2 separate regions of the Homo sapiens genome follow, and region 1 is linked to region 2. A link is an interaction called in ENCODE POLR2A ChIA-PET data of the cell type or tissue named here. Cell type or tissue: Panc1. All regions are shown on one strand. Links, peaks and the distances in the headings refer to the core of each region. The heading gives the core; the rest is flanking DNA. Region 1 overlaps MYDGF (myeloid derived growth factor). Region 2 holds the start of SEMA6B (semaphorin 6B).

Evidence for each region. Peaks named below come from ENCODE experiments on the same cell type or tissue, not always from the same donor. Only the 100,000 strongest peaks of a DNase experiment are listed, where the experiment ranks them.
Region 1: POLR2A ChIA-PET joins it to region 2 with 7 read pairs; 5 of 35 experiments call an interaction of 5 or more read pairs at or near these places.

The regions. Positions count from the first base shown.
Region 1 is chr19:4,660,681-4,669,191 of GRCh38, reverse strand. It overlaps MYDGF (myeloid derived growth factor), which reads left to right. Exons shown (of 6, transcript NM_019107.4): 2 at 547-597; 3 at 4,255-4,316; 4 at 8,442-8,511. Among named protein-coding and RNA genes, the nearest start is that of MYDGF, 5.4 kb to the left of the region's middle. RefSeq lists enhancers at 6,952-7,722, 8,024-8,511. In Panc1, for the core only: no CTCF peak of the experiment used is centred there; no DNase peak of the experiment used is centred there.
Region 2 is chr19:4,552,429-4,569,080 of GRCh38, reverse strand. SEMA6B (semaphorin 6B) reads left to right here and starts at 9,397. Exons shown (of 17, transcript NM_032108.4): 1 at 9,397-9,551; 2 at 10,592-10,744; 3 at 10,932-11,055; 4 at 11,858-11,918; 5 at 12,068-12,130; 6 at 12,992-13,093; 7 at 13,517-13,607; 8 at 13,986-14,105; 9 at 14,605-14,693; 10 at 16,442-16,652. The coding sequence starts at 10,624. RefSeq lists a silencer at 1,210-1,504 and enhancers at 1,210-1,504, 1,024-1,524, 12,050-12,344. In Panc1, for the core only: a CTCF peak has its summit at 10,542 (motif pointing left); no DNase peak of the experiment used is centred there.

The DNA of each region.
Region 1 (8,511 bases), core at 1,257-6,256, 110 kb before region 2:
AGTTTGTTGACTACTTCCTTATAGTTAGGTGTGATGCCAAGTCCTTTATATGTTAGGCCCAAGTTACAGATGAGAAAATGCTTCACATAAAAAAGAGAAACAGAGAGAAACTAGAGGCTCAGAAAAGTTTTCACTTGTCCAGGTCCCATGGCAAAACCCATCTCTACAAAAATACGAAAAATTAGCCAGGTGTGGTAGCAGGTGCCTGTAATCCCAAGTACTCAGGAGGCTGAGGCAGGAGAATCGTTTGAACCCGGGAGGCAGAAGTTGCAGTGAGCTGAGATCATCCCACTTCAGCCTGGGCGACAGAACAAGACTCTGCTTCAAAAAAAAAAAAAAAAATTAGTCGGGTGTGGTGGTTGCGTACCTATTGTCTCAGTTACTTGAGAGGCTGAGGCAAGAGGATTACTCAAACCTGGGAGTTCGAGGCTGCAGTGAGCTGTCATTGTGCCCCTGCACTCCAGCTTGGGTGACAGCAAGACCCCGTCTCTTAAACAAAATAAAAATTTCCTTCTACCAAACCTTTTTTTTCCTTCCATTCTCTAGGACAAATATACGTGTATGTTCACTTACGCCTCTCAAGGAGGGACCAATGAGGTGAGTTGTTCAAAATTCCCTCTAGCTTACTGTGACAGTATCCATTGTTGTAGGGAGATGTTCTGTAGCAGACAGCAGGGTTGGGTCTCACCTATATCACCTTACACTCATTGAATGACTCTTCCTAAACCAATAAAAAGGGAGAGTATTGGCATTAAACAGTGACGACAGATTCTGCTGTTATTATTCTACAGAGCAAGCAAATGTCTGGACAGAAGGAGGGAGGGGAGATGGGAGTCTGCCATCCCCATGAGCATCTGTTGGGATGTTGTATTTTATGTGCAGTGCAACAAGTTATCACAGCTTAGGGGCTTAAAACAGCACCCATTTATTATCTCATAGCTTTGTAGGTCAGAAGTCTGGGTCAGCTCAGTTGTGTGCTTCATAAAACCAAACTCAAGGTATTTTGGGAGGCTGAGGCGGGCAGATCACCTGAGGTCAAAGTTCGAGACCAGCCTGGCCAACATGGCAAAACCTCATCTCTACTAAAAATACAAAAATTAGCTGGGCATGGTGGCACATGCCTGTAGTCCCAGCTACTCAGGAGGCTGAGGCAGGAGAATCACTTGAACCCAGGAGACGGAGGTTGCAGTGAGCCAAGATTGTGCCACTGCACTCCAGCCTGGGCAACAGAGCGAGACTCTGTCTCAAAAAATAAATAATAAATAAATAAAGGTATCACAGGCAAGGCATGGTGGCTCATGCCCCATCTCTACAGAAAATAAAAAAATTAGCCCAGCGTGGTGGCGTGCACCTGTGGTTCCAGCTACTTGGGAGACTGAGGTGGGAGGATCGCTTGAGCCCAGGAGGTCAAGGCTGTAGTGAGCCGTGATTGTGCTACTGGGCAACAGAGCAAGACCCTGTCTCAAAAAAAAAAAAAGTCTCTGGGCTGGGAGAAGAATCCTCTCCTTCAAGCTCTTAGTTGGCAGAATTCAGTTACTTGTGGTTCAGGGACCAAGGTCCCGGTTTCCTTGCTGGCTGTTGTCTCCAGCTGGTGGCAGAAGAGCCAGTAAAGATGATTTGGGCCAGGCACAGTGGCTCATGCCTATAATCCCAGCACTTTGGGAGGCCAAGGCTGGCGAATCACCTGAAGTCAGGAGCTCCAGACCAGCCTGGCCAACATGGTGAAACCCCGTCTCTACTAAAACTACAAAAATTAGCCGGGCGAGCCAGGCGCACTGGCTCATGCCTGTAATCCCAGCACTTTGGGAGGCCGAGGCGGGTGGATCACAAGGTCAGGAGATCGAGACCATCCTGGCTAACACGGTGAAACCCCGTCTCTACTAAAAATACAAAAAATTAGCCGGGTGTTTTGGTGGGCACCTGTAGTCCCAGCTACTGGGGAGGCTGAGGCAGGAGAATGGCGTGAACCCGGGAGGCGGAGCTTGCAGCGAGCCAAGATCGCGCCACTGCACTCCATCCTGGGCGACAGAGCGAGACTCTGTCTCAAAAAAAAAAAAAAAAAAAAAAAAAGGGTGATTTGAAGCACATGGACACATACGCCACTGCTGCCCTTGAGGGAACTGCAGGGCAGGGAATACACGCGGCCTCTAGGAGCTGAGAACAGCCTCTGGCTGGCAGCAAGGAAATGAAGACTTCAGTCCCGCAACCAAGAGGAACTGAAATCTGCCACAACCACAAGAGCTTGGAAGAGGACCTTGAGCTACCAGTAAGAGCCTAGCCCGGTCAACACCTTGAGATGGGTTTCGCCATGTTGGCCAGGCTGATCTTGAACTGCTGACCTCAAATGATCAGCCTGCCTCGGCCTCCCAAAGTGCTGGGATTACAGGTGTGAGCCACCGGTGCCCGGCCTCCTAGAGATTTTTCTGTATCCTATGTAAAGCGCTTCAGTTGCATGGACGTGTGGAGTTGACAATCCCGTACTAATGGATTGAGGGTTACTTCCAACCCAGTCCGTGAATAACCTTGGCCAGGGTTCATTGTACAAGTGCAGTTACATCTGTGGGAAAACCACCCAGAAGTGGGATTCATGGGTCCATTTTCTTAAAAGTAAAACTGGGCTGGGCGCGGTGGCTCACGCCTGTAATCCCAGCACTTTGAGAGGCCAAGGCAGGTGGATCGCCTGAGGTTGGGAGTTTGAGACCAGCCTTGCTAAGATGGTGAAACCCCATCTCTACTGAAAATACAAAAGTTAGCAGGGCGTGGTGGCACGCGCCTGTAATCCCAGCTACTCAGGAGGCTGAGGCAGGAGAATCGCTTGAACCCACGAGGCAGAGGTTGCAGTGAGCTGAGATCGCACCACTGCACTCCAGCCTGGGTGACAGAGCGAGACTCCATCTCAAAAAAAAAAAAAAAAGTAAAACTGTATGTTTTGAGATCATGGTAGATTTACATTCACTTGTAAGAAATCCTACAGAGAGATCCAAGTACCGTTTAACCAGGTTCCCCGGTGGTAACATCGTGCAAGAGGCCAGTCATTTTAGAGATGGGGTCTCGCTATGTTGCCCAGGCTGGTCTCGAACTCTTGGGTTCAAGTGATCATCCCACGTTGGCCTCCCAAAGTGCTGGGATTACAGGCATGAGCCACCATGCCCAGCCTGCATTTTCCATTTTGCTTGTACCTGTTGCAGCTCCACCGACAACCTGGAATAGTCTTGGTTTTCACACCCATATGGTGTGTTAGCAGACAGGAGGGCTTTTGCCCTTCTGACCTGGGAGAAAAAGGTATCTCACGATAGTTCAGCTTGTGTTTATTTATTTTTCATAAATGATATGGGACATCTTTTTTTTTTTTTTTTTTTTTTTTTTTTTTTGAGACAGAGTCTCGCTCTGTCGCCCAGGCTGGAGTGCAGTGGCGCGATCTCAGCTCACTGCAAGCTCCGCCTCCCGGGTACACGCCATTCTCCTGCCTTAGCCTCCCGAGTAGCTGGGACTACAGGCGCCCACCACTGCGCTCGGCTAATTTTTTGTATTTTTAGTAGAGATGGGGTTTCATCATGTTAGCCAGGATGGTCTTGATCTCCTGACCTCGTGATCTGCCTGCCTCGGCCTCCCAAAGTGCTGGGATTACAGGCGTGAGCCACCGCGCCCGGCCTGGACATCTATTTATATGTTTAAGAGTTGTTCTTAGGCCTGGCATGGTGGCTTATATCTGTAATCTCAGCACTTTGGGAGGCCAAGGTGGGAGGATTGCTTGAGGCCAGGAGGTTGAGACCAGCCTGGGCAATATGGCAAGACAGTGATTCTACAAAACACAAAAATTAGCTGGGTGTGGTCCCAGCTACTTGGGAGGCTGAGGTGGGAGGATCGCTTGAGCCCAGGAGGTAGAGGTTGCAGTGAGGCGAGATCGTGCCACTGCACGCCAGCCCAGGCCACAGAGAGAGACTCCATCTCAAAAACAAACAAACAAACAAACAAACAGCGTTGTTCCTATTTCCCCATCCGTGGGAGCCACTTTGGGGTAGTTCTCATTAGAGGCACCACTTTTATGGGAAGGATGTGGTGCAGGCAGGCTCCCTGATCACAGATGACAGCAAACCCCAGGCCACCAGGAGGGCGGGGCAGGGGATTTAGTGGCCAGCCCCTGAATCGGGAGGTACAGAAGAGGTGGCCTGACTGTAGAATCAGAGGCACACCTAGAAGTCTCCGAGAGCAGCTGTGTGTCCGGGGCTGACCCGCGCTGTCTTCTCTCCCCAGCAATGGCAGATGAGTCTGGGGACCAGCGAAGACCACCAGCACTTCACCTGCACCATCTGGAGGTGAGACTCGGGGTGGGGATGGCATTTCCGGCTGCCGTTGGCCTGCCCTGTGGCCTCAGGAGCTGCTTTGGAAGGCAGGGAACGAGGGCTGCACCCCTGGAGGGGAAGACAGACCAGCAGGGAGACTCATGCACGTGCAGGTGGGGGGTGGCAGGGTCGCTGGGGTGGGAGTGCTCCCCAAGGAAGTGCACTGATGCAGAGACTGAGAAGGTCTGGGGGAGACGGGGGGAGCCTGTGCGGGGCAAGGTCCCAGGAAAAGGAGAAGCAGCTCAGAGGGTGCGGAGCGTGGACCAGGGCCCAGGAAGGCCCCAAGGGGCTCCACCCTCCCCTAAGGGTGAGACGAACTCACCAAAGGGCTTTTTGGCAATTTTTTTTTTTTTTTTTTTGAGATGGAGTCTCCATCTTTTGCCCGGGCTGTAGTGCAGTGGAGCAATCTTGGCTCACTGCAGCCTCCGCCTCCTGGGTTCAAGCGATTCTCCTCCCTCAGCCTCCTGAGTAGCTGGGATTACAGGCGTGTGCCACCATGCCTGACCCTTTTTGGCAATGTTTAAAAACTGAGATAAAATTCCATAAAGCACAGCATTTTAAGCTCACAATTCAGCTGCATGGAGTACTTTCTCAGAGGTGTGCAGCCAGACCTCTGCTTCCAGAACATTTTCATCCCCTGAAAATAAACTCTGTTCCCATCAGAGTCATTCTCCTTCCCAGCACATGGCAGCCACGCATCCCCCTCCTGTCTCTGTGGATGGGCGTGTCCTGGACATTGCATAGAAATGGGGTCAAACCTTCCCTGTGTGGCCTTTGGTGTCTGGCGTCTCTCACTGAACGTGACGTCCTCAAGGCTCATCCATGCTGAGGCCCGTGTCAGCCTCATTTCTTTTCCTGGCTGAGTCCTATTCCAGAGGGCTCCCTGCAGGAACATGTGGAGCTCAGATCCCCCCGGCTGAAGGAGGCAGGCTGAGGCAGGGAGCCCCTCCAGGCACCAACCAGGATGGAGTCGGGGGTTGGGGGTGGGGCGCAGATTGAAGCCTGTGCAGAATGAGGATGGGGTGGGTGGAGAGGGCACAGATTGGAGGCTGTGTAGAATGAGGATGGGGTGGGTGGGGAGGGTAGATTGGAGGCTTTGTAGAATGAGGATGGGGTGGGTGGGGAGAGCACAGATTGGAGACTGTGTAGAATGAGGACAGGGTGGGTGGGGAGGGTATACTGGAGGCTGTAGAATGAGGATGAGGTGGGGAGGGTAGATTGGAGGCTGTAGAATGAGGATGGGGTGGGTGGGGAGGGTAGATTGGAGGCTGTGTAGAATGAGGGTGGGGTGGGTGGGGAGGATAGATTGGAGGCTGTGTAGAATGAGGATGGGGTGGGTGGAGAGTGCACAGGTTGGAGGCTGTAGAATGAGGATGGGGTGGGGAGGGTAGATTGGAGGCTGTGTAGAATGAGGATGGGGTGGGTGGAGAGGGCACAGATTGGAGGCTGTGTAGAATGAGGATGGGGTAGGTGGGGAGAGTAGATTGGATGCTGTAGAATGAGGATGGGGTGGATGGGAGCGTAGATTGGAGGCTGTGTAGAATGAGGATGGGATGGGTGGAGAGGGCACAGATTGGAGGCTGTAGAATGAGGATGGGGTGGGTGGGGAGGGTAGATTGGAGGCTGTGTAGAATGAGGACAGGACGGGTGGGGAGGGTAGATTGGAGGCTGTGTAGAATGAGGACAGGACGGGTGGGGAGGGTAGATTGGAGGCTGTAGAATGAGGATGAGGTGGGTGGGGAATGTAGATCGGAGGCTGTAGAATGAGGATGGAGTGGGGTGGGGAGAGTAGATTGGAGGCTGTAGAATGAGGACGGAGTGGGAGGGGAAGGCACAGACTGGAGGCTGTGTAAAATGAGGACAGGGAGGAGGGGAGGGCACAGATTGGAGGCTGTGGAATCAGCTAGCTGGGGTAGGAGGAGGAGGAAGGTGCTGGGCAGAGTCCTGGTGGAACTGGCGGAGCTGGTGCAGGTCTGGGCTGGGGACGAGCTAGGCAGGTGGCAGGTGTGGGAGTCTGTGGGGTAGTGGCTGTGGAGGTTTGGATGATGCTATCTCCCGGGGAATGTGTCCCACCAGAAGGGGCCCCAGCTGTTTCCCCTCAGGCAGGTCTTTACCAGCATGTTCTCTGAAGGACCAGCCTGATGGCTCATAGCCTTCTTGGGGTGCAGACATCTGGGAATCAGACAAAAGCTGTGCACTCTCTTCCACCTGCCCGAACACACATGCATCTGGGTCCACAGCCCCTCCCCAAGTCTCCCCAGACACCGCCCGATTCTGCCCCTGCCGCCATCCTCTGTCAGGCTCATGGTTTATGGGCTTATCCCGGCTCCACTCGCCCCACTCATTCTCGTAACCCCACTGCCTAGATCCCAGCTCGATCTGGGCAAGGTCATGAAGGGAAGGAAGCCGTCAGGCCCCCCGGTGGGGAGGGGGTCGGGGGCTTCAGGAATCTTGTCCCTTCTTCCCTGATCCTTGGCCCAGAATGTCTCAGCCCAAACAGTGGGTATTTCTTGAGCCTTTATTTTGTGCAGACACTTTGGAGGGAGAAGTCCAAGCTATAGCTCCACCACTGCGGTCAGGTTAAAGCACGTTGACAAATGGGAGGCAGAGATCAGGGAGTGGCGACGTTTAACTGAAGGACAGGGTGTGATTTGCTGCCTCGTGTGGGTGTTGTCCCGCCGTGCCCTGCGGGGCGCTTTACAAACAGCAGGTGTTTCTGGGGAGATTCTCACCCACTCCATGGAACTGGCTGCATCACAGGCAGGCCAAGGCCCCAGGAGGCATCAGGAGGGTCATTGAGAGGAGATAGGCCCCATCAGCCCAGAGAGACCCTGCAGAGGCCGCCCTGTAGTCTTGGGGAAGCCCACGGTCGCCATCGTCTGTCTGCAGGCCACTGCCCTGCATGGACCCCTGAGTGCCAGCTCCCCAGAGGGCATCTGGGCAGGTGCAGGTCTGGAGCAGTTGGGATGGTGGCTGGGCTCACCTTGAGCCTGAATCCTCCTGTCCAACCCCCACAAAAGCTCCCCAGGGGCATGCTCAGCCCCGGAGACCTGCCACCCCAGGCCTCCTCATCTCAGACAGTGACTGGACCCTCCCTGACCAGGGCTGTTGGCAGTGCTAGGGCTTAAAGAAGAATCTAGGGCTCCCTGGATACCCCCGCCCCACCCATGCACATAGAACCCCAGCCAGGGCTTCCACAGAAATGGCCCCCCTGCTGCCCCTCCATCCCCATCACACTCTCTTCACACCAGAGATGCCATCATCCCCTGCTGTCACCTTCCGACACCTTCTGCCACTCCAGTTCCTTAGAAGCCTCCGTTAGCAGCCTTCTAGAGACCTGGGCAGATGATCCTCCCCACTTCTTAAGTTAACTCCTGTACTTCCTAGTCAATGCCCTCTGAGAAGCCTTTACTGGCCTCTCATTGCCCAGCCCCAGCCCCCGTCGTAGTACCTGGATTGCTGTCAGCAACCAAGAAGCCATGTGCAGTGAATGGACATGGGGTCCTGTCCCAGAGCAGCTCCCAGCCCACAGGGGAGAGAGGCGTGTCTATGAATGAGCTGGAAGAACATTCTGGCACAAAGGGGCCAGGCACAGTGGCTCACACCTCTAATCACAGCCCTCTGGGAGGCTGAGGCGAGTGGATCACTTGAGGTCAGGGGTTCAGGCCAGGCTGGCCAACATGGTGAAACCATGTTTTTACTAAAAATACCAAAATTAGTCAGATGTGGTCGCGGGTGCCTGTACTCCCAGCTACAAGGGAGGCTAAGGCAGGAGAATCACTTAAACCCAGGAGGCAGAGGCTGCAGTGAGTGAGATTGTGCCATTGCCATCCAGCCTGGGCAACAGAGTGAGACTCGTCTCCAAAAAAAAAAAAAAAAAAAAATTCTGGCACAAAAGAAAGAGGGTCTGCTGTTGAGAGGGCCCCATCCATCCTTCCCAGTCAGCAGGTGCTCGTGCTCGGGAATGGCGTCCATGTTGAGAAGCAGGCACGAGACCTGCTGACCCCAGCCCGAGTCCCTGGCGGGGCTCCTTCCAGGGCACACAGACCCAGACCCAGCAGGCCTGGCCTGACTCCCTCGCCCCCTCTTCCTCTGCAGGCCCCAGGGGAAGTCCTATCTGTACTTCACACAGTTCAAGGCAGAGGTGCGGGGCGCTGAGATTGAGTAC
Region 2 (16,652 bases), core at 7,267-12,266:
GTTCTGGAGCCAAAGCTCTTCTTCTGGGACTTCTTCAGCTGCCGATGTTTTCTGTCCGGGCCTCAGTTTCCCCAACCAGCCAGTGAGATTGGGCTGAGCAGGGCGGGGCAGGATGGCTTGTCGATGGTGCCCCTGGTTCACTGGGGTTTTTTTTTTTTTTTTTTTGACAGAGTCTCACTCTGTTGCCCAGGCAATGGCGCAATCTCTGCTCACTGCAACCTCCGCCTCCTGGGTTCAAGTGATTCTCCTGCCTCAGTCTCCCGAGTAGCCTGGGATTACAGGCATGCACCACCACGCCTGGCTAATATTTTTATTTTTAGTAGAGAAGGGGTTTCATCATGTTGGCCAGGTTGGTCTTGAACTCCCGACCCCAGGTGATCCACCCACCTCAGCCTTCCAAAGTGCTGGGATTACAGGCGTGAGTCACCATGCCCGGCCCCAACAAGCAATTATTTTAATTTTATTTTATTTGAGACAGGGCCTTGCCGTGTCACTCAGAGTGCAGTGGGGCAATCGCAGCTCACTGCGGCCTCCACCTCCTGGGCTCAAGCGATCCTCCCACCTCAGCCTCCCAAGTAGCTGGGACCACAGGCACACATCACCACGCCCAGCTAATTTTTGCATTTTTTGTAGAGATGGGGTATTTCTATGTTGTCCAGGCTGGTCTCAAACACCTGAGCTCAAGTGATCCTCCCACCTTGGCCTCCCAAAGTGCTGGGATTACAGGCGTGAGCCACCGTGCCCGGCCCCAGGTGATTATTTTATTTGGGGAATCCACGCATGAAGCTGCACCTCTCAGAGTTTGTGATGCACGTGGATCCCTGCAGGATCTTGATCAGGTGCAGGCCTGGGTGAGCGGGCCTGGTCCTGGGATTCTGCATTTCTGACAGTGGTGCCCACACAGCTGTTCCCAGACCCACACTCCCAGCAGCACACGGGCCTGCGTGTGATGGGGGAGGAGAGGAGGGCATAAAGTGGGGAGGGCAGAGGCGTCTGGGTTCCAGGAAGGTCCAAGGGGAGCCTCTCTTAGATGACCTGAAGTGAGGAAGTGAGTTGCGTGTGTATCTGGGGGAACTCCCAAAGCAGAGGGCACAGCCTGGGGTAAGGCCCTAGGGCAGGACCATGCCTGGCCTGTTGGAGGAACAGCAAGGAGGCCCTTGTGGCTGGAGCCAAGTGATGAGTGGGAGAGAGGGAGGAGGAGAGGGTAGACAGGGCATGGGGCAGGTTGTACAGGGCCTTGTGGGCTGCAGGGAAGACCCCGGCTTTGACCCCGAGGCAGGTGGGAGCCATGGAGGGGTAAGGGCAGAGGAGAGACGGGACCTGACTCATGTGCTCAGAGGCGTCCTCTGGTGGCTGTTTCGGGAAGGACAGCCTGGGGATCAGGGCGGAGGGGACTGGGCTGGGCTGAGCTGGGCCAGGCAGGCGGGGATGTGAGTGGCCACGGCATGGACGGGAAGCGGTGAGAGTTCTGCGTAAACTCGAAGGCAGAGGCCGCAGGAGTGGCTAATGCTGGCTGTGAGGCTGGTGGAATGGGGTGTGGCGGGGAAGTCAGGATGAGCTCCAGTTGTGTCCTAAGCCATCAGCTGAGACGGAGGACGCAGAAGTGGGGCCGGGTCGGGGGACATCGACCATCCGTTGACCCCGATTGGATCGGTAGCCTCAGTGCCACTCCAGCGAGAACCCCATTAGGGTTTTTGTTTTATCTGTTGTTTGTCTTGGAACTCACAACCGGATCCTAAAACTTACACCGAAGCCTCAGGGGCCAAGAACAGCCCAGACGCGCTGGCCTGGAGGAGAGAAGGTTGGGGGAGAGTTCCCCCAGGAAATTCAGGCCCATGACGGGGTGACAGTAGCTAGGGCGGCGCGGTTCTGGGGTCGTGCCCCGTATGGCTGAGGGTGAGACTTCATGAGCCCCGTGCCTGGAGCGGCTGAGGGGAAGTTGAACCCCGAATCCGGAGCTGGGGGAGGCCTGGCTACAGTCAGGACGGTGGGTGTCATCGGATATAGACGGGGTTTCGGGACCCAGGAGCGTACAAGGCCGCCCAAGAGGGGCGTGAGTCGAGGGAAAAGAGAGACGGAGAGCTGGCGGTTGAGGGGGGTGCAAGGCGGGACAGAAAGCTGGGAGTGAGGCTGGCGAGTGTGGGGCATGGGGGTCGCCAGAGGACAGAGCTCCCAGGAAGAAGAGCTAAACTAGGGGGTCCCCGAGGACGTTTCCATTCCTGAGCTTCAGTTTCCACATCTGCACAGTGGGCTCATGTTTGCAGAGCTGGAGTGACAGCTGGGGGCCTCCTGGAGGGAGCTGTTGCTTTGTGGCCCCTCTCCCCCAACAAGGCGCCCCCACAGAGTACATGCAAGTCCCCAGGGTTGCAGGCAGGAGCCCCCCAACCCCTGGGGCACGCAGACATGTGGGTGCACGGGTGCCCCGGAGAACCCCGCACGCCACGGGGCGCACCCGCCAGCCCCGTGGCTCCCTGTGACCAGGTGTCCGGCAGCCGCAGCGTGGCAGGTGTTGGGGCCGCTTCTGAGCAGGCAGGCGCCGAGCGGCTGCTGGCAGAGGCTCCTCGAGTTTCACGGAGAGAAGCAGATGGTCTTGGGGATAGGGGGAGGCGCACAGGCGTCGGGTAACCCCAGATCGAGGGGGTAAACTGAAGCTAAGTAGATGGGGTTCGTTGTGAAGTGGCCTGGACTCCCCGCAGTAAACATTTGGGGTTCAGTTGTGTGTTATTATCAAAATAAGTAAAATGGAGCAGGATCTGTGGGCTCCGCTGATCCCTGACTTCGGGCAAATGACTTTACCTTTCTGTGCCTCAGTTTCTCTGTCTGTATAAGGGGCCTATTAAGAGAACTCACCAGGCCAGGTGCGGTGGCTCACGCCTGTAATCCCAGCACTTGGGGAGGCTGAGGAGGGTGGGTCACTTGAGGCCAGGAGTTCGAAACCAGCCTAGGCAACATGGTGAAACCCCATCTCTACTAAAAATACAAAAATTAGCTGGGTGTGGTGGTACATGCCTGTAATCCCAGCTACTCGGGAGGCTGAGGCAGGAGAATTGCTTGAACCCGGGAAGCTGAGGTTGCAGTGAGCCGAGATCACGCCATTGCACTCCAGCCTGGGCGAAGAGCAGGACTCTTGTCTCCAAAAAAAAAAAAAAAAAAAAAAAGAGCACTCACCCCTTGGGGGTGTTGTGAAGATTAAATGAGTTAATTTAAGTACTTATGACAATGCCTGGCACCTAGCAAGTGCTTTGTGTTTGCTAGGTGTTTTGTTGTTGTTGTTTTTTTGAGACAGAGTCTCGCTGTGTCACCCAGGATGGGGTGCAGTGGCGCGATCTCGGCTCACTGCAAGCTCTGCCTCTCGGGTTAATGCCATTCTCCTGCCTCAGCCTCCCGAGTAGCTAGGACTATAGGCACCTGCCACCACGCCCAGCTAATTTTTTTGTGTGTTTTTAGTAGAGACGGGGTTTCACCGTGTTAGCCAGGATGGTCTCTATCTCCTGACCTCGTGATCCGCCTGCCTTGGCCTCCCAAAGTGCTGGGATTACAGGCGTGAGCCACGGCGCCTGGCCTGTTGTTATTTTATTTTTTTGAGACAGGGTCTCACGTGGTTGCCCAGACTGGAGTACAGTGGACCAATCATAACTCATTGCATTCCTGAACTCTTGGGCTCAAGCCATCATCCTGCTTCAGCCTCACAAGTAACTGAGACTAGAGGCATGTGCCACCACGCCTGGTTAATTTTTTATTTCCTGTAGGAATTGTGAGGGGGTGTCTCACTATGTTGCCCAGGCTGGTCTCAAACTCTTGAGCTCAAGCAGTCCTCTTGCTTTGGCCTCCCAAAGTGTTTTACAAAATTAATACAAAAATTAACCGGGCGTGGCAGTGCACTCCTGTAATCCCAGCTTCTCAGGAGGCTGAAACACGAGAATCGCTTGAACCTGGGAGGTGGAGGTTGTAGTGAGCCGGTAGTGAGCCACTGCACTCCAGCCTGGGCCACAGAGTGAGAATCTTTTCCCCCCTCCCCGGCTCCCTCCCCCCTGCCCAAAAAAAAAAAAAAAAACCCAGGCATGGTGGTGCACACCTATGGTCCCAGCTACTCGAGAGGCTGAGGCAGGAGGATTGCTTGAGTCCGGAAGTTCAAGGCTGCAGTGAGTGGTGATTGTGCCACTGTACTCCAGCCTGGGCAACAGAGCCAGACCCTGTCTCTTAAAACAATGTTTAAAGAAATAGTTTCTAGAGTTAAATATTGTTCTGATAAAACTCAAGATGAGGCCGGGTGCTGTGGCTCACACCTGTAATCCAAGCACTTTGGGAGGCTGAGGTGGGCGGATCATGAGGTCAGGAGATAGAGACCATCCTGGCTAACATGGTGAAACCCCGTCTCTACTAAAAAATCCAAAAAATTAGCTGGGCGTGGTGGTGGCGGGAGCCTGTAGTCCCAGCTACTGGGGAGGCTGAGGCAGGAGAATGGCGTGAACCCGGGAGGCGGAGCTTGCAGTGAGCCGAGATCGTGCCACTGCACTCTAGCCTGCGTGACAGAGCGAGACTCCGTCTCAAAAAAAAAAACAAACCACAAGATGAAAGACAGACCATATTACACCAATTAGGATGGCTACTGTCAAAAAACTGGAAGATAGCCGGGTGTGGTGGCTCACACCTGTAATCTTCGCACTTTGGGAGGCCAAGGTGGGTGGATCACCTGAGGTCAGGAGTTCGAGACCCGCCTGGGCAATATGGTGAATCTCTGTCTGTACTAAAATTACAAAAATTAGCCAGGCATGGTGGCACCCGCCTGTGGTCCCAGGTACTCGGGAGGCTGAGGCGGGAAGATCGCTTGAACCCAGGAGGCGGAGATTGCGGTGAACCAAGATCATGCCACTGCACTCCAGCCTGGGTGACAGAGCGAGACTCCATCTCAAAAAAATAATAAGAATGAAGGAGGCTGGGCATGGTAGCTAACATCTGTAATCCCAGCACTTGGGGAGGTCAAGGTGGGTGGATTGCATGAGGTCAGGAGTTCAAGACCAGCCTGACCAACATGGTGAAACCCCATGTATACTAAAAATACAAAAAAAAAAAATTAGCCGGGCGTGGTGGCGTGCACCTGGAGTCCCAGCTACCTGGGAGGCTGAGAAAGGAGAATCGCTTGAACCCAGGAGGCAGAGGTTGCAGTGAGCTGAGATCGTGCCACTGCACTCCAGCCTGGGAGACAGATCGAGACTGTCTCAAAAAAAGAAAAAAAAAAAAAGGGAAGGAAACCCTGACACAGGTCACAGTGTGGATGCATCTTGAGGCAATCCCGCTCAGTGAGAGAGCCAGACACGCAAGGACAAACCACTGTGTGACCCACTCCTAGGAAGTCCCTAGAGTCATCAGGTTCACCCAGACAGTAGGATGGGAGGTGCCAGGGGCTGGGGAGGGGGGTGAGGAGTGAGTGTTTCATGGGGACAGAATTTCAGTTTGGGAAGCTGAGAAAGTTCTGGAGATGGTGGTGGTGATGGGTGCACAATTATGTGGATGTTCTTAATGCTAGTGAACTGTGTGTACTTAAAAACAGTTAAGGGCCCACCGGGCACCGTGGCTCACAACTGTAATCCCAGCACTTTGGGAGGCCGAGGCGGGTGGATCACCTGAGGTCAGGAGTTCAAGACCAGCCTGGCCAATATGGTGAAACCTTATCCCTACTAAAAATACAAAAATTGGCCGGGGGCAGTGGCTCATGCCTGTAATCCCAGCACTTTGGGAGGCCTAGGCGGGCGGATCACGAGGTCAGGAGATTGAGACCATCCTGGCTAACATGGTGAAACCCTCTCTCTACTAAAAAATACAACAAAAATTAGCCGGGTGCTAATTTTTGGTGGTGGGCACCTGTAGTCCCAGCTACTCGGTAGGCTGAGGCAGGAGAATGGCGAGAACCCGGGAGGCGGAGCTTTCAGTGAGCCGAGATCACACCACTGCACTCCAGCCTGGGCAACAGAGTGAGACCCTGTCTCAAAAAAAAAAAAAAAAAAGTGTAAAGAAATAGAATTAAATATTATTCTGATAAAACACAAGATGAAAGACACACCATGTCATACCCATTAGGATGGGTATGTCAAAAAACTGGAAGGTGGCCGGGCATGGTGGCTCACACCTGTAATCCTCACACTTTGGGAGGCCACGGCGGGTGGATCACCTGAGGTCAGGAGTTCGAGACCAGCCTGGCCAACATTGTGACACCCCGTCTGTACTAAAAATACAAAAATTAGCTGGGCGTGGTGGCACGTGGCTGTGGTGTCAGGTACTTGGGAAGTTGAGGCGGGAGGATCACTTGAACCCGGGAGGCAGAGATTGCGGTGAACCAAGATCATGCCACTGCACTCCAGCCTGGGTGACAGAGCGAGACTCCATCTCAAAAAAATAATAAGAATGAAGGAGGCTGGGCATGGAGGCTCACACCTGTAGTCCCAGCACTTTGGGAGGCCGAGGTGTGTGGATTGCATGAGGTCAGGAGTTCAAGATCAGCCAGACCAACATGGTGAAACCCCATGTATACTAAAAATACAAAAAAAAAATTAGCCGGGCGTGGTGGCGTGCACCTGGAGTCCCAGCTACCTGGGAGGCTGAGAAAGGAGAATCGCTTGAACCCAGGAGGCGGAGGTTGCAGTGAGCTGAGATCGTGCCACTGCACTCCAGCCTGGGAGACAGAGCGATATTGTCTCAAAACAAGAAAAAAAAAAAAAGGGGAAGGAAACCCTGACACAGGTCACAGTGTGGATGCATCTTGAGGCAATCCCGCTCAGTGAGAGAGCCAGACACGCAAGGACAAACACTGTGTGACCCACTCCTAGGAAGTCCCTAGAGTCATCAGGTTCACTGAGACAGTAGGATGGGAGGTGCCAGGGGCTGGGGAGGGGGGTGAGGAGTGAGTGTTTCATGGGGACAGAATTTCAGTTTGGGAAGTCGAGAAAGTTCTGGAGATGGTGGTGGTGATGGGTGCACAATTATGTGGATGTTCTTAATGCTAGTGAACTGTGTGTACTTAAAAACAGTTAAGGGCCCACCGGGCACCGTGGCTCACAACTGTAATCCCAGCACTTTGGGAGGCCGAGGCGGGTGGATCACCTGAGGTCAGGAGTTCAAGACCAGCCTGGCCAATATGGTGAAACCTTATCCCTACTAAAAATACAAAAATTGGCCGGGGGCAGTGGCTCATGCCTGTAATCCCAGCACTTTGGGAGGCCGAGGTGGGTGGATCACCTGAGGTCAGGAGTTCAAAACCAGCCTGGCCAATATGGTGAAACCTTATCCCTACTAAAAATACAAAAATTAGCCGGGTATGGTGGCGGGCACTTGTGATCCCAGCTACTTGGGAGGCTGAGACAGGAGAATTGCTTGAACCCGGGAAGCTGAGGTTGCAGTGAGCCGAGATCACGCCATTGCACTCCAGCCTGGGCGACAGAGCAGGACTCTTGTCTCCAAAAAAAAAAAAAAAAAAAAAAAAGAGCACTCACCCCTTGGGGGTGCTGTGAAGATTAAATGAGTTAATTTAAGTACTTATGATAATGCCTGGCACCTAGCAAGTGCTTTATGTTTGCTAGGTGTTTTTTTGTCGTTGTTTTAATTTAAATTAATTTTATTTTTTTTGAGATAGGGTCTCACTCGGTCGCCCAGACTGGAGTACAGTGGACCAATTATAACTCATTGCATTCTTGAACTCCTGGGCTCAAGCAATCATCCTGCTTCAGCCTCACAAGTAGCTGGGACTACAGGCACGTGCCACCATGCCTGGTTAATTTTTTATGTTCTGTAGAGATTATGGGGGCGTGTCTCGCTATGTTGCCCAGGCTGGTCTCAAACTCCTGAGCTCAAGTGATCCTCTTGCCTTGGCCTCACAAAGTGCTTTACAAAATTAATACAAAAATTAACCGGGCGTGGCAGTGCACACCTGTAATCCCAGCTTTTCAGGAGGCTGAGACACGAGAATTGCTTGAACCTGGGAGGTGGAGGTTGCAGTGAGCCGAGATCATACCACTGCATCGCAGCCTGGGTGACAGAGTGAGACTCTGTCCACCTTCCCCTGCGTCCCCCACCCCCGGCAAAAAAAAAAGTCAGGCTTGGTGGTGCACACCTATGGTCCTAGCTACTCGGGAGGTTGAGGTAGGAGGATTGCTTGAGCCTGGAAGTTCAAGGCTGCAGTGAGTGGTGATTGTGCCACCGTACTCCAGCCTGGGCAACAGAGCCAGACCCTGTCTCTTAATGTTTAAAGAAATAGTTTCTAGAATTAAATATTATTCTGATAAAACACAAGATGAAAGACACAGCATGTCATACCCATTAGGATGGCGACTGTCAAAAAACCAAAAGGTGGCCGAGCGTGGTGGCTCACACCTGTAATCCTCGCACTTTGAGAGGGCAAGGCGAGTGGATCACCTGAGGTCAGGAGTTCGAGACCAGCCTGGCCAACATGGTGAAACCCCATCTGTACTAAAAATACAAAAATTAGCTGGGCGTGGTGGCACGTGGCTGTGGTCTCAGGTACTTGGGAAGTTGAGGCGGGAGGATCGCTTGAGCCTGGGAGGCAGAGATTGCTGTGAACCAAGATCATGCCACTGCACTCCAGCCTGGGTGACAGAGCGAGACTCCATCTCAAAAAAATAATAAGAATGAAGGAGGCTGGGCATGGTGGCTCACACCTGTAATCCCAGCAGTTTGGGAGGCCGAGGTGGGTGGATAGCATGAGGTCAGGAGTTCAAAACCAGTTTGACCAACATGGTGAAACGCCATGTGTACTAAAAATACAAAAAAATTTAGCCGGGCATGGTGGCATGCACCTGGAGTCCCAGCTACCTGGGAGGCTGAGAAGAATCGCTTGAACCCGGGAGGGGGAGGTTGCAGTGAGCTGAGATGGCACCACTGCACTCCAGCCTGGGCGACAGAGCAAGACTCTGTCTCAAATAATAATACTACTAATAATAGTTAAATGAAAATGGTTAAGATGACAGCTTTTATGTTATATATATTTTAGCCATTTTTTTTTAAAGGCACAGGGCAGACAGGGCTCTTAGTTAGGTTCTGGGGTAGGGGGCTAGAAAGGCCCGTGGCATGAGGGGAGGGTAGGCCGAAGTGGGGTCTGAGGTCAGGGGCCTTGAATCCCAGGGAGAGGCTGGGGCCTGGACTCAGGGGTCCCTGGGAGCCACAGGAGGCTGTAGAGCAGGGGAGGAGCCAGGGAAGGAAATTCTGAAGGAAACAGGGCCGTGCCCTGAACACACGTGGAATCCGGGTGTTCGCTGAGTCACAAATCCTGGAAGCTCAGGGTCGTGAAGAGGAAGTCCAGCCGCGCTATGCGAGGTCTTCCTGTTTTTGGAGGGGGCAGGCACCCCAGGGCCGATTGTCGCGAATCACCTTCACCTCTGGGGGCTCAGAATCCCTGAGCCAGAAGGCCAGGGCAGGGCTGGGGGATACCCCTGCTGCTCAGACAGGAAAATGGGCTCGGAGCTTGCCCAATACTTCCCAGAAGGACGAGGCTGCTGAACTTCTCATTCGGGGCTCCGGGACCTGGACTGTACCCCTTTCTGGTAGGGGGTGCTCTGAACTGGGACCTTCAGCATGGAGGGCGGGGGTTCAGAGGGTGAATTCCGCTGCTATGTCATTACCTGGATGGGAGAGTGTCTCCACTCCACACACCTAGAAGTTTCTGCAAAGTTACCTTGAATGGGAGTGGGAAGCAGTCCCCCGTGAGAGGTAGTGAGGTGCCTGTCATGGAGGTGTGCAAGCGGAGAATGAAAAGGCTGGATTTGGGAAGGAGGTCAGATCTACCAGGGTCACAGAGGCCCTTGGCATGGGGAATATTCTGTGATTCTGTGGTTATGTAGTACTGTCATTCCCAGCTTGTGGCTTTTTTTTTTTTTTTTTGGATGGAGTCTTGCTCTGTTGCCCAGGCTGGAGTGCAGTGGTGCGATCTTGGCTCACTGCAACCTCCACCTCCTGGGTTCAAGGGATTCTCCTGCCTCAGCTCTCCAGTAGCAGGGATTACGGGCACAGGCCACCATACCTGGCTAATTTTTGTATTTTTTTGTAGAGACAGGGTTTCGCTATGTTAGGCAGGCCGGTCTTGAACTCCTGACCTCAGATGATCCTCCCATCTCGGCCTCCCAAAATGTTGGGATTACAGGCGTGAGCCACCACACACAGCCAGCTTGTGGCTTATAAAATTCCAAGAGCCTTTGACTCTTTTTTTTTTTAGCCTTTGAGTTTAATATTTTTGTGTTTTAATTCTAAGTATTTTTATGCATGTATTTTGCGATTGCATTTTTAAATATATGTTTTAGGATATTTGTATCTATTATTATAATAATTATTATTAGTTTTAAATTACCGAATGCAGTTTTGTTTGAAGTCGTTTCCTGGGCTTTCACGCACACGTGGCCATAAAGTTGTTCTGATAATTAAATCAGTGCTGTGTATTATTATTATTATTGCCATTATTGTTTTTATTAATTATTATCCCCGTGAGGAATTTTTCTGGGATTTGAAGGAGCGTCTGCTGCTCTCGCCCGCCGTCTTGTGGCCACGAGCGGGACTGCAGGCCGCTCACCTCGCCGCCCCTTGCCCGCAGGCGTCACCTCCTCCTGTCGCCTGGCCCTCGCCATGCAGACCCCGCGAGCGTCCCCTCCCCGCCCGGCCCTGCTGCTTCTGCTGCTGCTACTGGGGGGCGCCCACGGCCTCTTTCCTGAGGAGCCGCCGCCGCTTAGCGTGGCCCCCAGGGACTGTGAGTCTGGGGGTGTCTTTGGGCGGGGGTGGAGTCCCGTGGGAGTATCTGGGTTCCCAGTTGGGTCTGCTGCCCCCACTGGGGGACTCAAGCAGTCCAGGAGCCACCCCTAGAAGGGGCATGACCTCAGGCCACCCTCTCTTCACCCCCAGCCCTTGCTCACACCCCTCTCCACCCCCTCACTCAGACCTGAACCACTATCCCGTGTTTGTGGGCAGCGGGCCCGGACGCCTGACCCCCGCAGAAGGTGCTGACGACCTCAACATCCAGCGAGTCCTGCGGGTCAACAGGACGCTGTTCATTGGGGACAGGTATTGCTGGGGACAGCAAGGAGGCCTGTGTGACGAGCAGAATGAGCGAGGGGGAGAGAGAGAGGAGGCGAGGGCAGGGAGGGGATGGAGCAGGTCGTGCAGGGCCTGTTGGGCCATTGGGAGGACTTAGGCTTTGACCCGGAGGAAGGTGGGAGCCACGGAGGGTTTTAGGTAGGGGAAGGACTGGACCTGACTCAGGTGCTCACACGCGCCCGCCCTCTGGTGGCTGCTTCTGGGAGGGGGCGAGAATGGAATCCAGGGGACCAGGGTGGAGGGGACTGGGCTGTCCAGGCTGGCTATGATTGAGGCTGGACCAGGTGGAAGCTGTCGTGGGGAGAAGCAAGTGTGAGATTACGGGGCTTCTAGGGATGGGCTTCCCAGGAAGGAGAGAGACCGGACAGATCAAATGCTTTGGAGAGGATGAGGAGGATGCGGAAGTGACCACTGGGCTTAACTACACGAGGTCACCAATGACGTTGAGCAGGGCGGCTTCCTCGGCAAGGGTGTGAGGGGAGAGAGCCTGGTGGGCGCCTGGGAGGCGCCGAGTGGGGCACCTGACCTAAGGCCATGGGACATGGTGTTGGGGGCAGTCCGTGGGGCGTGCCGGGCAGGAGGTGGAGTGCAGGATATGAAGGCCTGCTGGGGCCCTTGGGGGGGTGTGGTCGGCGCTAGAGTTGCTCGTGTCAGAGGCATTGGCATGGCCCTGCATGCCCCCGTGTGCACACCACATTGGCAGTGGGAAGGATGGAACGGGAGAGGGTGGCGGAGCCCCCAGTTCTCACTAACTATGCCCCTCCCCCAGGGACAACCTCTACCGCGTAGAGCTGGAGCCCCCCACGTCCACGGAGCTGCGGTACCAGAGGGTGAGGAAGGGGTGCAGGTGGGAGTGGAGGGGTAGGGCCAGGGGGACGCGGCACTGCGCCGGGGAGCTGGGTGGATTCGGCCCAGCACGGCGGGGTCACTCAGGGCTGCTGGGACCCGTTACCCCCTCACCAGCTCTCTCTGTCTGCAGAAGCTGACCTGGAGATCTAACCCCAGCGACATAAACGTGTGTCGGATGAAGGGCAAACAGGAGGTGAGTTGGCCCTGGCTCGGTCCCGGCCCCTGCGAATCAGCCCTGGCATTACCCATGCCCCGCCCCAATCAGACCAGGCCACGCCCACCCCGCCAGCCCTGGCCACGCCCCAACCCACCCCCAATCAGCCCTGGCCCCGCCCAACTGCCAGCCCTGGCCACACCCCCAAACAGCCATGGCCACGTCCACGTCCCCACCCAATTGGTCCTAGCCCGGCCTCCAGCCTAGCCACAATTATCCATAACCACGCCCCAAATAGTTCTGGCTATGCCCACACTTCTGCCCCTGTCAGTCCTACCACCACCCCCAGCCTCGTTCCAACAAGCCCAGGCCATGTTCACACGCCACCCAATAGCTCACTCCCCACCCAATCGATCAGGTCCCCATCCCGACCCCTCCCCTATCAGTCCTGCCGCCCCCCACGCCCCCGGCCCGCCCCAATAAGCCCAGGCCACGCCCACCCCACCAGCTCTGGCCACGCTCCCAACTTGGCCCCAATCAGCTATAACCGTGCCCACCACGCCCCAGTTAGTTCTGGTCACGACCATGCCCCACCCCAATCGGCCGTGACCACACCCAGGGCGGATCCTTCTCCTCCATCCCAGGTTAGGACTCTGCTATTGCCATGGTTATGCCCACAGTCTGACAATGCCCACCATCCTGGCCTTGCCTGCGTTGCTGATACAAAGTGTTTCCCTGTCTGGGTCGCACCGTGTCCCCAGCCAGTCCTAGGTTCAGCCCCTGCCTTGGCCATGCCCACAACAGACCGGCCCTCCACCCACACAACTCAGGTTCTGGCCACGCCCATCACCATGACCACGCCCACATCGCGCTCCCCGCTTCCTCCTGTCCCCACCTCAGGGCGAGTGTCGAAACTTCGTAAAGGTGCTGCTCCTTCGGGACGAGTCCACGCTCTTTGTGTGCGGTTCCAACGCCTTCAACCCGGTGTGCGCCAACTACAGCGTGAGTCTTCAGACTCCCTGCGCCCCAGGTCCAACCTCCAGGCCTCTGCTCGCCCGACCTCCGCTGGCCATGGCTTTTCCCCAGGCCGTGTCACCTCCTCCAGGAAGCCTTCCTGGATATACTCTCCCTGCCTCCTCCCCCTGAGCTCAAGAGGAGTCAGCGCTGTCCAAACGAGGCCTGTACAGGGGGCCGGGGAAGCCGTAGCTACTTAGGTAATGAGCCAGTTACAGGTCTAACTAGGCATTGACTCTTAAACCCATTTACAGATCAGTAAACTGAGGCCCTGAGAGGTTAAGTGAGTGGCCAAGGTCACACAGTAATCCGTGGTGGATCAGGATTCCCCCTGGAGTGGGGGGCTGAGGGAGCCAGGGGCTGCTAGGTGGGGTCAGGAGATCTGTCACTCAGGCCCCATGGTCCCTGCAGATAGACACCCTGCAGCCCGTCGGAGACAACATCAGCGGTATGGCCCGCTGCCCGTACGACCCCAAGCACGCCAATGTTGCCCTCTTCTCTGGTAAGTACCCCCCCAACCTCCATCTGATCAGCCCCAGCCACAGGCAAGACCTGGCATTTTCTACTCCAGCGTCTGGGTTGTTTAGAAGGCAGCTGGACGACCACTTGTCCCAGCTGTGACATGGGCAGACTCTCAGCCCAGGTTTGGGGCTCAGCTGGGATTGAGGCTCAGCGGGATTTGGGGCTTAGCCGGGGTCAGGGGCTCAGTTAAGGTCAGGGCTTGGATGGAGGTGGGGCTTGGATGGGATCAGGGCTCAGCCTGGAGACAGGGGCTCCCCTAGGCTCAGGACTCAGTCTCAGAAAATCGAGTTTCGACCCACCCAGCCCCTGGCCTCTGCGGTCTCATCTCTTGCCTGCCTTCCCCACCCACCCCATCCAGACGGGATGCTCTTCACAGCTACTGTTACCGACTTCCTAGCCATTGATGCTGTCATCTACCGCAGCCTCGGGGACAGGCCCACCCTGCGCACCGTGAAACATGACTCCAAGTGGTTCAAAGGTGAGACCAGGAAGGGCAGTGGGCCCAGACCTGGCAGGGCCCAGAACCTGACATTCATCAAATCTCCCCACCAGAATAAGAGTCCCAGAGGAGCTTGGTGGAGAGATTTCCACCACATCTTTGGAATCTGTTGGCCTTTTTGAAGACTAGAAAGCTAGAGGAACAAGTTTAGTTGGATCTAAAGTAGAACCCGCTGGAAGTGGGTGGCTTAGAAGCCCAAAATGGAACCACAGAAAAGATATAGCAGGACTCAGCTCTTCAACACATGAGGGAGGAAGATAACAAAAAATAGTTGATGTTGCCATTTGCAGCAAGAGACACAGCGATTTTAGGCTTCTGACCTCCCTTCCCCTGCAAAATACCAAACTTTGAGTCTGTTTCATATTGTCTGGGTAACCAGCCTATGTCCCCCCTTCACCATAAAAGCCAGTGAGTTCTTAGCCCCAGAAACCCCCTTTGTCATGTCAGGGGCTGAGTTCTGACCCCTCCTGTCCTGCAGAGCCTTACTTTGTCCATGCGGTGGAGTGGGGCAGCCATGTCTACTTCTTCTTCCGGGAGATTGCGATGGAGTTTAACTACCTGGAGAAGGTGAGGCCGGTGCAGTGGGGCATGAAGTTGAGAGGCTCTGATCATGCGAAGTGAGGGGGCAGAGGTGGATCCATGAATCCCTGCATGGGGTGAGAGGGTCCTGCCCTCCATTTCTGGTCCCCAGGGCCTCCTTTCCAGCCATGATCAGGCCCTGAGGCTGAAGACATCTACGGAGCAGCCGTGGAGCACTCAGCCCTGACGAGGGACTTGAGTTGGAAGTCAGATACACCTGGTGCTGTTGCTGTTCACCTGTCCACCCACCCACCCAGCCACAATCACTTATCCATCCTTCATCCCCTGTCCATCCGTCTACCTGCTCACCCTCCCACTTACCCATCTGTCTGTTCTTCAGCCCACCCACACTTTCATGAGCCCATTAATCCATCTACTCATCTGCCCACCCACTCACTCATCCACCCACTACCATCCATCCGTGCACTCATCCATCTGTCCATGCATCCATCCACCCATCGATTCATCTAGCCACCCTTCCATCCTATCCATCTATCAGTCCATCCACCTATCCATCCATCTATCCATCATCTGTCCATCCATCTGCCAATCCATTCACCCATCCATTCATCCATCCATCCATCCCATCCACCCATCCATCCATTTATCTACCCATCCACCAACACACCCACCCACCCACCCACCCATCCATCCATCCATCCATCCACACATCCATCCATCCATCCAGCTGCCAATCCATCCACCCATCCATTCATCCATCTACCTATCCACCCACCCATCCATCCATCCTTCATCTATCCATCCATCTGCCAATCCATCCACCCTTCCATCTCATCTATCCATCCATCTCATTCACCCACTCATCATCTATGCACCCACCCATCTATCCATCCATTTATCTGCCCATCCACCCACACACCCATCCATCCATCCATCCATCCATCCATCCATCCATCCATCCATCCACTCACCCATCCAACCATCCACCCATCCAACTCACCTATCCATCCATCCATCCATCCATCCATCCATCCACTCACCCATCCAACCATCTACCCACCCAACTCACCCATCCATCCATCCATCCATCCATCCACCCACTTATCCATCCATTCATTCATCCACTTATTCACCTATCCATGCATCCATCCATCCACTCACCTAGCTTTCTCTCTATCCATCTGTTCATCCATCCACCCACACATCCATCTACTTATCTACCAATTGCTTGATTACCTTGTTCTCCTTCACCATCTCTTCCATTATCTATCATCCTTCTTCAGATGTATTTATTTATCCATCCACCTACTCATCCCTCCATTGTAATCGTCCGTCCATCTACTCATCCACTCATCCGTCCATCCAGGCAACCAGGCAGTGCTGAAGTGCACAGACTGCCACTAACTACTATTGTGACCTTGGACCAGTCACTTCCTTTTATCTGTGCCTCTTATCAGTGTCCCCACATGTACAATGGGGGGATATCAGTAGGCCCCCCTCGGGAAGAGTGTAAGAGATGTGAGAATAAAATGTGGGTCTTCGTGGAAACAGTGATGATTATGGTTGTCACTGTTGCTATTATCATCATTGACATTCCCACCGGGAATTTCTGCCAGGGAAGCCGGTGCCCAGAGAGGAACGGTGACTGGCCGGGGTCCCACCAGAGCCAGGGTCAGACTCCTCCATCACAGTTTGGGTGGTGAGTGGCACAGCCTGTGAACAGGCCTTCCTGGGACACAGAGCTCAGGCCCCCGTCCGTCCACTGTCACGCCCAGGTGGTGGTGTCCCGCGTGGCCCGAGTGTGCAAGAACGACGTGGGAGGCTCCCCCCGCGTGCTGGAGAAGCAGTGGACGTCCTTCCTGAAGGCGCGGCTCAACTGCTCTGTACCCGGAGACTCCCATTTCTACTTCAACGTGCTGCAGGCTGTCACGGGCGTGGTCAGCCTCGGGGGCCGGCCCGTGGTCCTGGCCGTTTTTTCCACGCCCA